2 separate regions of the Homo sapiens genome follow, and region 2 is linked to region 1. A link is a contact called in ENCODE Hi-C or POLR2A ChIA-PET data. All regions are on one chromosome and are shown on one strand. Each heading gives the region's core, a stretch centred on a gene start or an enhancer-like site at or near the end of the contact. The rest is flanking DNA. Distances are from core to core; before and after follow the strand shown.

Evidence for each region. A loop is a pair of places that touch in the nucleus more often than their neighbours do. ChIA-PET counts read pairs that join two places held with the same protein, here RNA polymerase II (POLR2A). Pooled maps may share reads with other maps.
Region 2: a map of ascending aorta shows a loop between it and region 1 (8-fold over the local background). The contact joins the promoter of RBPJ here to the enhancer-like site in region 1. A Hi-C loop is called at or near these places in 21 of 168 maps with a recorded cell type or tissue (CD14-positive monocyte, CD4-positive, alpha-beta T cell, CD4-positive, alpha-beta memory T cell and 15 more), 37 of 37 single-sample maps with no recorded cell type and 27 of 50 pooled maps. POLR2A ChIA-PET finds 5 or more read pairs at or near these places in 26 of 52 experiments (A549, CD4-positive, alpha-beta T cell, CD4-positive, alpha-beta memory T cell and 16 more).

The regions. Positions count from the first base shown.
Region 1 is chr4:26,203,397-26,207,397 of GRCh38, forward strand. All of the region lies in intron 2 of LOC124900690 (a long non-coding RNA gene), which reads right to left. It also overlaps a transcript of RBPJ not described here. Among named protein-coding and RNA genes, the nearest start is that of RBPJ, 120 kb to the right of the region's middle. RefSeq lists enhancers at 1,130-1,219, 1,203-1,704. Within about 2 kb of position 1,640, at least 8 of the 41 ENCODE cell types and tissues checked have a DNase peak (open chromatin) inside an H3K27ac peak, as active enhancers do; they include CD8-positive, alpha-beta T cell, ascending aorta and body of pancreas, where a contact is called at or near this core.
Region 2 is chr4:26,318,263-26,322,263 of GRCh38, forward strand. RBPJ (recombination signal binding protein for immunoglobulin kappa J region) reads left to right here and starts at 2,752. Exons shown (of 11, transcript NM_015874.6): 1 at 2,752-2,786. The coding sequence starts at 2,767. RefSeq lists enhancers at 786-835, 1,926-1,975, 3,208-4,001 and silencers at 1,056-1,325, 2,796-2,925, 2,996-3,095.

The DNA of each region.
Region 1 (4,001 bases), core at 390-2,889:
TGACCACCCCACATACAGTAGGGTCTCCATACCCCTATCTCTCTGTCCCTTTGCCAGCTTTATTCTTCTTCATGGCCTTTAGCATGATCTGTCATAAATTTATTTATCTCTGTGCTGTCTGTCTTCCTCCCCTAACAAGTAAGCTCGGTGAGAGAAGGGACTTCTCTCTATTGTGTTCATGGCTCTGTCCTCCACTCCTAAACAGGAACTGGCTCAGACCAAAGGCTCTGTTGAGTGAAAGAATGATTGGCCACTGCTGCTACCTGTGGGGTCCACCACATAAAGGCATTAGCTGCCAGCAGACCCACCATACCCCCAACATGCTTTCATCTCAACAAAGTGAGGAGGTGATCAGCAGCAATGGGGCCACGGAGGTTGGCCTTTAAGTAATTGCTTCATTGCCTCACTCTACCTGAGTACATCCATCAGATCAACCGGACCAGAATTTATTGTGCCTGACAGTTAGGAACCTGAGGTTCTGGTCCTGATGCTACCTCTGTCCTGCTGCATGGTCTCAGCTATGTTGTTTAAACTCACTGGGCCTTAAAATGAAGCCAGATGATCAAGTGACCAGGGTCTCACTCTCCCACGGGGCTGGAGTGTAGTGGTGTGATCACAGCTCACTGCAGCTTCAACCTCCCAGGCTCAAGCTATCCTCCCGCCTCAGCCTCCCGAGTAGCTGGGACCACAGGTGCGTGCCACCATGCCTGACTAATTTTTGTATTTTTTGTAGGGATGGGGGGGTCTCACCATGTTGCCTAAGCTGGTCTTAAACTCCTGGGCTCAAGTGATCCTTCCGCCTTGGCCTCCCAAAACACTGGGATTACAGGTGTGAGCCACCATGCCTGGCTGAAGTCAGTGATTTTTTTTCTTTAATGTGAAAGAAATAGAGTACATAGTTTTTGCACTCAAAAAATGCTGAATCTAGCAGAGGAAGTTGTCCCCACACCAATGAAAGAGGTGTCGCCTTTGAAGACAGGACATACTGAGTCTGCTCAGTAAAGGCTGTCAGAGTTCAGGAAATGATTTGCAGAGGAAGGCGCCTTACTGGTCCTTGGGGACGGGTCTATGCAGCCCAAGCATCTGTGCAGTTACACAATGTGCTTATGAGCGTGGGTGGCCCTTCTAGCCATCCGCTGGGGATGGGACTACTCGTGGGTAGCCTGGTAGATGTGGCCATGCAGAGGGGTAGCACATTGAGATGAGATGACCTGGGTGAAGCTCACTGTTGTGTCCAAGTTGGAAGTGACACAGCTCAGCAGTGGGACACACGAGGGGAATCCCAACACCACCAGCTATGAGATGTCTGGCCTCAGTTTTCTTAGCATGAACATAGCACTGCTCTCGTAAAATGGTTATGAGGGTTCAGTAAAATACAGCATACAAAGTGCTTAGCATAAAGCATGGTAGACAGTAAGTGCTCAATAAAGGTTAACAGTAGCCTTGTTTTATTACTGTTAGTGTGTGCCCTGGAGCATTCTTTCTGAGTTGGGCTAAATATAGTCTCACCCCCTGCACTCATTTCACTGGAGACACCGGTCAGAAAACTGTGAGAATCTGGCAAGTGTGGAGTTGGCCACCTTTCCAAAGGGATGTGCCAAGGTCCTGGCCTCGGCGCCAGGGGCCACGTGGCTGGAAGGAGCTGCCTCTGGGAGCAGAGTTACGACTGCAGGATGGGGGAGGGGCTCAGTTAAGGGCCCAGGGCTCCCGCTGGCCACCAGGAGCACAGGAAGAGGGCCAGCCAACAGGTTCTCAGAACAGGCATGCAGTGACAGCTCTTGGCTGTCTTTCTCAAGCAGTGGCAGGTGTGCACTTATCTTTAGCAAGGAGAAGAGATGTGGGAGCAGCTCCGGCCCTGTGCCATCTTTCACTGCCAGCTGCCAGTGTGGAGTATAGGACATTGCCTCACCCTCTGCACAGTGTAGAAGAACCCAACACAGACCATGGAGGGCCCATGAGGCTGGATTAGCAGCTGCAATTCTGGAGTCAGGCTCCTGGGTTGACTATGTGGGATTCCTTTTTAGCTTTTCTTATTGCCCTCTCCTTGCCCCACCGCACAGTCCTACATTGCTGCAGTTGTCAAACTTTCAAATGGGAGCTGGGCGGCATGGCATGAGCCTGTAATCCTAGCTACTTGGCAGGTGGGGATTCCAGACCAGCCTGGGCAACATAGAGAGACACCATCTAAAAAAAATTTTTTTTGTTTTGTTTTTGGAGATAGAGTCTTACTCTATTGCCCAGGCTGGAGTGCAGCGGTACAGTCTCAGCTCACTGTAACCTCCACCTCCCAGGTTAAAGCAATTCTCCTGCCTCAGCCTCCTGAGTAGCTGGGATTATAGGCATGCACTACCACTCCTGGCTAATTTTTGTATTTTTAGTAGAGACAGGGTTTCACCATGTTGGCCAGGCTGGTTTCAAACTCCTGACCTCAAGTGATCTGCTCACTTCATCCTCCCAAAATGCTGGGATTACAGACATGAGCCGCCACACCCAGCCTAAAAAAATTTTTTAAGAAAAAAAAAACTTCTAAATGAAACTCAAGTTACAAAGAATAAGTAATCCATTCAGTCTGTTGAGTTGAGTAAATATGATATATGCGTATTTTTTTTATAAATTACACATAGATGAACATGTGGCATATAGTCTTATACCTAAAATAAGTGGATAATATGGTAGTCTACGTGAAAACACTAAAAGCTTTACTACCTCTCTTCTAGAAAATCCCAACTGCCACTACTGCCTCCCACTTCTCCCCAAAATGAAAAGATTTCGAACATTCTAATGTACACAGTTCCATCATGGCTACAATGATTATTTTCTTTCAAAGCAATGGTTTTCATTTGCCAAGATTGATTTATTTTTGTTTAGTGTTTTTTCGCCCTTGGTGTGACAAGTCTTGGTGATAACTTTAGCAAGAAGAGGGACTGTGACTATCCTTGTGAAATTAGCAGTTGCTTCAAATCATCTTCTTCCTCCATAGATCCAGATTTATTCCTCCCCCTCCCAGGAGCTCACTGTGGTGCTCTGCTTTCCGAGAGTTTATGTGTAACTTCCTTTGCTGTGGAGGCCAGGCTCTAGGTTAACTTCTGGAAGTATCTTTGGAAAGTAATTCTCAGGCATAACTCCAAGAAAAAGAGACACATGGTGAGGAACTGACATAATTTTTTAACACCACAACCAGCATATTTCTGCAGGCAACAGCAGCCAAAATGGGTTGCCAAGACCAATATTGATCTAGTCCTTCATCCAGTCAACAAATGCCATTGTTTATAAGATATAATTTTTTTTGGTTAAAGTTCAAAGTTAAACTCCAAGGATTTTCAAAACTATAAAAACGAAAGGCTTTCATACCCTCAAAAAAAAAAAAAAAAAAATCCTGGCCAGTTTTCCTCCTTCACGGGTTTTCGCAGTCACTACAAGAAATACAGCCAAGAAAACACTTTTTTGGTCTTTTTTTTTCTGAATTCTGGTAGTTTTTTAAAGGAGGATTGTACTAAATGCCTAAGTAAAGGTCCCCTCAAATTCTATACCTGTTCTGAAAAATCATGAACTCCAGTTGCACAGGTAACTAAGGTCTGCTTTTCTGCTCCAGGGCTGCCCACCTGCAGAATTCCATAAATCAATTCCCCCTTTTCCAGGTTTAGATTCAAGCAGTGCTCTCCATTCCCACCTCTCCTTTTAGTATGGAAATGACAGAGTTTTACTAAGCCCCTGGAGTAAGGCACAGGGTTTTGTGGTTCACGTCTGATTCTGAAATGGAAAACCTTAGCAAATAAATGGTGAGCAGATGGTGCTTTGTAAACCAGTTCCTCATGGTTTTTCTATATCCACTTCTGGGAGCTGTTGTCAGCAATGAGCAAGCCGGGTTTAGGATGGAGAACCAGGGTGGGATAATAATGAGATTTATGAGATGTCAAGTTGGACAGTGTCTTTTGTGTGTGTGTGTGTTTCTAAAAAAAAAATAGGGTTAACAGAGGTCACACCTTCTTCTCCACGTCAGT
Region 2 (4,001 bases), core at 1,502-4,001, 120 kb after region 1:
AGGAAGACACTGGTTCCTAGATAATGCCAGGCTAAGGCTGGTATAGAAACCACATCAGGGCCAATCTGAAACGTGGCTGATTGAAGAATTTACGTAATCAGGAACTCATTGGATGAATGATCCAAAAGGAAGGGCTGCATTTAAAACAGTAGTCACTATAGCACCTGCCGCAGCCATACGTAAAATGGAATATTGCAATAAAAATACGGAAAGGTGACGGAAAGCAAAAAAGCCATATTAGTGGGAGGAAAAAACAGAAACTGATTTGTAAGATTACTTCAAAAGGCTAAGAAGAGACTGACAAGAAATTTTAAAAATCGTGTCCTTAAACGGGAGCAAGAATCTATACAAGGCAACAAGGCGAGAGCGCAGAGCTGTTTATTTATTTATTTATTTATTTTTCTACCCAGCTCACAGGGCCAGCGGGTAGATTAGAAAGAAAACAACCAATTGCTGCCAGGCGCGGTGGCTCACACGTGTAATCCCAGCACTTTGGGAGGCCGAGGCGGGCGGATCACGAGGTCAGGAGATCGAGACCATCCTGACTAACATGGTAAAACTCCGTCTACTAAAAAATAGAAAAAATTAGCCGGGCGTGGTGGCGGGCGCCTGTAGTTCCAGCTACTCAGGAGGCTGCGGCAGGAGAATGGCGTGAATCCAGGAGGCGGAGCTTGCAGTGAGCCGAGATCGCGCCACTGCACTCTAGCCTAGGCGACAGAGCAAGACTCCGTCTCAAAAAAAAAAAAAAAAAAAAAAAAAGAAACCAATTGCTAAAGTAGAGTAGCTAAGGAATCAGAACTTGTTTCAAAGTAAGCGAAGTAGTGGCCAGACTAGGTGACTCAAGGCATGACTCAAACCCGACTCTGGAGGCTGTCTGTCAGCTCCCGGAGGCGGGGGGCGCGGTGTCTAACACGTTTTAGGAAAGTACCAGGCTTGTGGAGGGCGACAGGAAACCTCCCCGGGAGATCGGCCTGGGGCTCCTCCTGCCCTAGAGCCTGACCTCTCACTCTCCGTACCGGCAGCGACTTCCAACCTCCTGGCTTCCCCTTCCTCCGTTCGAGGCTCCCCACCCCTCGTCTTCCATCCAGCGTCACAGGGCGTGTGCGTGTTGTGTGCGAGACGCGGGTCTCCTCCCCCGCCGCCCTCCGCCCCGTGCTCCCAGCCACGCGCCTTCCCGCCCCGCCTCCGCGGCAAGCCGCTCCCTTCCCACCCCGCCCGCGCCCGCCGCCCGCCGCCCGCCTCCCGGGCACGCGCTGCACGAACGGCGCCCGGAGCTGGTCTAGGCAAACACCTGTCCTGCCTTGGCTCCGCGAGATTTGGGGCGAAAGCTTAGGCAACAGGGGCACGTTCTCGCGAGGTTTAGGAAATTTCCCACGGCCGTGTTGTGTCTGAGCCGAGTAGTGGAAGGCGGTGGGAAGGAGGTGTAGCGTGAGACTGGACTGCCCGCATTGGGTACATGCGCAGTGCCGCTCGCGCGGGCCGCGCCAATCCTGCAGCGCCTTCAACAGGTTTCGGGCGGCGAATTCCAGTTCTCCGGGTTTTGGGGCTCCCTGCGGGAGGCAGTGCTGGATCTGGGAATCTCTAGGAAAGGAAAGAGCAAAGGAGGGGAAAGATGGGGGGCTGCAGGTAGGAGGAGGGGGCGGGATTCGGGCCCTTCACCCTGCTGTTCCATGCCCGGTGGGGCCAGGTTTGCCCGGGGGCTTCCGGGATCAGGCCGCCTGAAGCGCGATTCGGGCAGCCGGCAGCGTCCTCGGCTGTGCCAGGCCCTCGGGTGGCCCGGTTCCCTGTGCAGTAGTGGTCTCAACACACACCTGGGCTCACACACGGTGGTGGCTGCGATGGGGTCTTAGAGAGGCCATGCAGCACGCGAGCGGCAAGAGCTTTGATCGGGTCCTCTGGGCAGACTCGGAGGTGGGAGAATGTGGCTCTCAATTCCAAGGCAGTTTTCCCTTCTGGAGAGAACTACTCCGCGCTCTGGCGTGTGTCTGCGAGGTGGCCATTAGGGGTGTCTTTGCTAGAGGCCTTGGCTTGACCTCATTTCACACCCAAGGAGAACGCTAAGGCGAGAGAGCTCAACTGCAAAAGTTTTCCGCTTGAGGAGCTCTGGAAGGGCCTCCTCATTAGCATGGGGGGGTGTAATGAATGAAGACAGTCCCCGACGTGTCACTTGCCCGAACCCCAGACATCTCTGGCGCTCCTGCACCAAACGCCGAGATTAGCATAAAGGAGGCGCCCAGGGAACGTTTGAATGAATGAAAATAGCTGGGAACCCAGAGTGAGCGGGAAGCCGCTTGGAAAACACCCATTGAGGAGGTGTTTCATCTAGGCCTGTGAAACGCAGCCCATTTTCCCAGGACCCCTCCTCCCTTCTCCTCGGCCCCGCCTCCTGACCCCTCCATTCCTCGTCCCCGTAGTAATCCCCTCCGGTTTTCCTCAGTCTCCACGTACGTCCCTCAAAGCGCGTCCTAAAACCCGGATAACCGGAGCGCTCCCCATGGACCACACGGAGGGCTCGCCCGCGGAGGAGCCGCCTGCGCATGCTCCATCGCCTGGGTAGGTTTCCAGGGAAGGCAGCGAGCAGGATCCCCTACTCTGCGGGCGGCGCGAGGCGTCTGGCTCTTCGCGGCGGCGGCGAGGGGAAAGGGAGCGCGGGGGCTGGGTGGAATCGAGGAGTGAGGAAAAAGGGAAGGGGCGGGGGAGAGGGACCAGGGAAGGCGTCGGGGGGAATCTCGCGAGGGTTGGAGTTTTGGCGAGAGTTTGTGGAAGATGGCGCCTGTTGTGACAGGGTAAGTCTGAGGGAATCGGAGCGCCGGGAACCGGGAAAGTTGCGGGCGTCTGGCAGCTCACGGCGGGCAGCGGGTTCGGGGGCCGCGGCGCGCTTGGCGTTCGGGGGCCCGCGGGGGCGGCGTCGCGTGCGCCGAGCGCGGCGGCGGCGGCGTGTGGCCGTGCGCTGCCGCTCTGCGCTGCCGTGGCTCAGGCTCCAGCGCGTGAGGGCGGGCGGCGGCGGCGGCGGCGAGGCCGGCGGGTGCGGGCGTGAGTGCGGCAGGGCGCGCGGGGCCCTCGGGCGCCGTGCCTCCCGCGCGCCTCCAGCGGGCTCTGCCTGGGGGCCCCGTGCATCTTTGTTCCTCGCGGCCGTTGTCGCCGCTTCGCCCCGCTAGTGCCCCCGGCCCCGGGCGCTTTGTCTTTCACCGCTACCCGCTGCGACTCTCTACCCCCGGCCCTTTGTTTCGCCGCCTTGGGCGCTTTGTCCGACCCGTGGCGTCCCGCATCCCCTCTCCATCTCCTCCCCTCCGCTGTCCTTCCTCCCGTGCCCCTTTGTTGTGCCACACTCTTGTCGTTAGCCCAGTGACCTGCCACAGCCCGGGCACCAGATTTCTGCCTTAATTGTTCTTCCATTGTCTTTCTCCTGTGGGTCCCCTCTCACCTTTCTGTATGGTCCTGGATCACCCCCCGAGGCTTTGTCTCCCCCATCCACGGGCTTATTCTCTCGGCACCCCCTTCCTCTCCCGTCATCGGTTGATTTATCCACAACCCACGGTGTACGTCTGCTGAACTGTCTCAGCCCCGGGGACTCCATCTGCTGCTTCTAAGTGCACACAAGACTCTACGGTTTGTTGTTTTGTGGGTCTGAAAGATGCATGGGATACTTAGTTTTCTCCTCCGCACCTCTTTTTCTCGGGATTTCTTGTACCCTCCCGCCCCCCTATCGCCACCCCTTTCTCTCGGGATTAAAGCGTCTCCAATTTTCATCGCCGTCTTTTTAGTGCCGTGGGTTGTTTTGCTTGGAAACAGTAGCCTTGGAAAAAGATCTGGTCTCTTGGTGGTTCTTGCGCCCCCCGGCCCCCGCCCCCCTCCTGGTTCCTGACGGCGTAGGCCAAGGGCAGCTGTCTGTCGAAGCTTTGCAATCTAGGCTGCCTGAGGATGATTGGAGGGTATCGTAGGACGGTTAGAAGGAGGCTCAAGATGTATATATGTGTTTTTCTGTTAGTGTTTGAGAATAG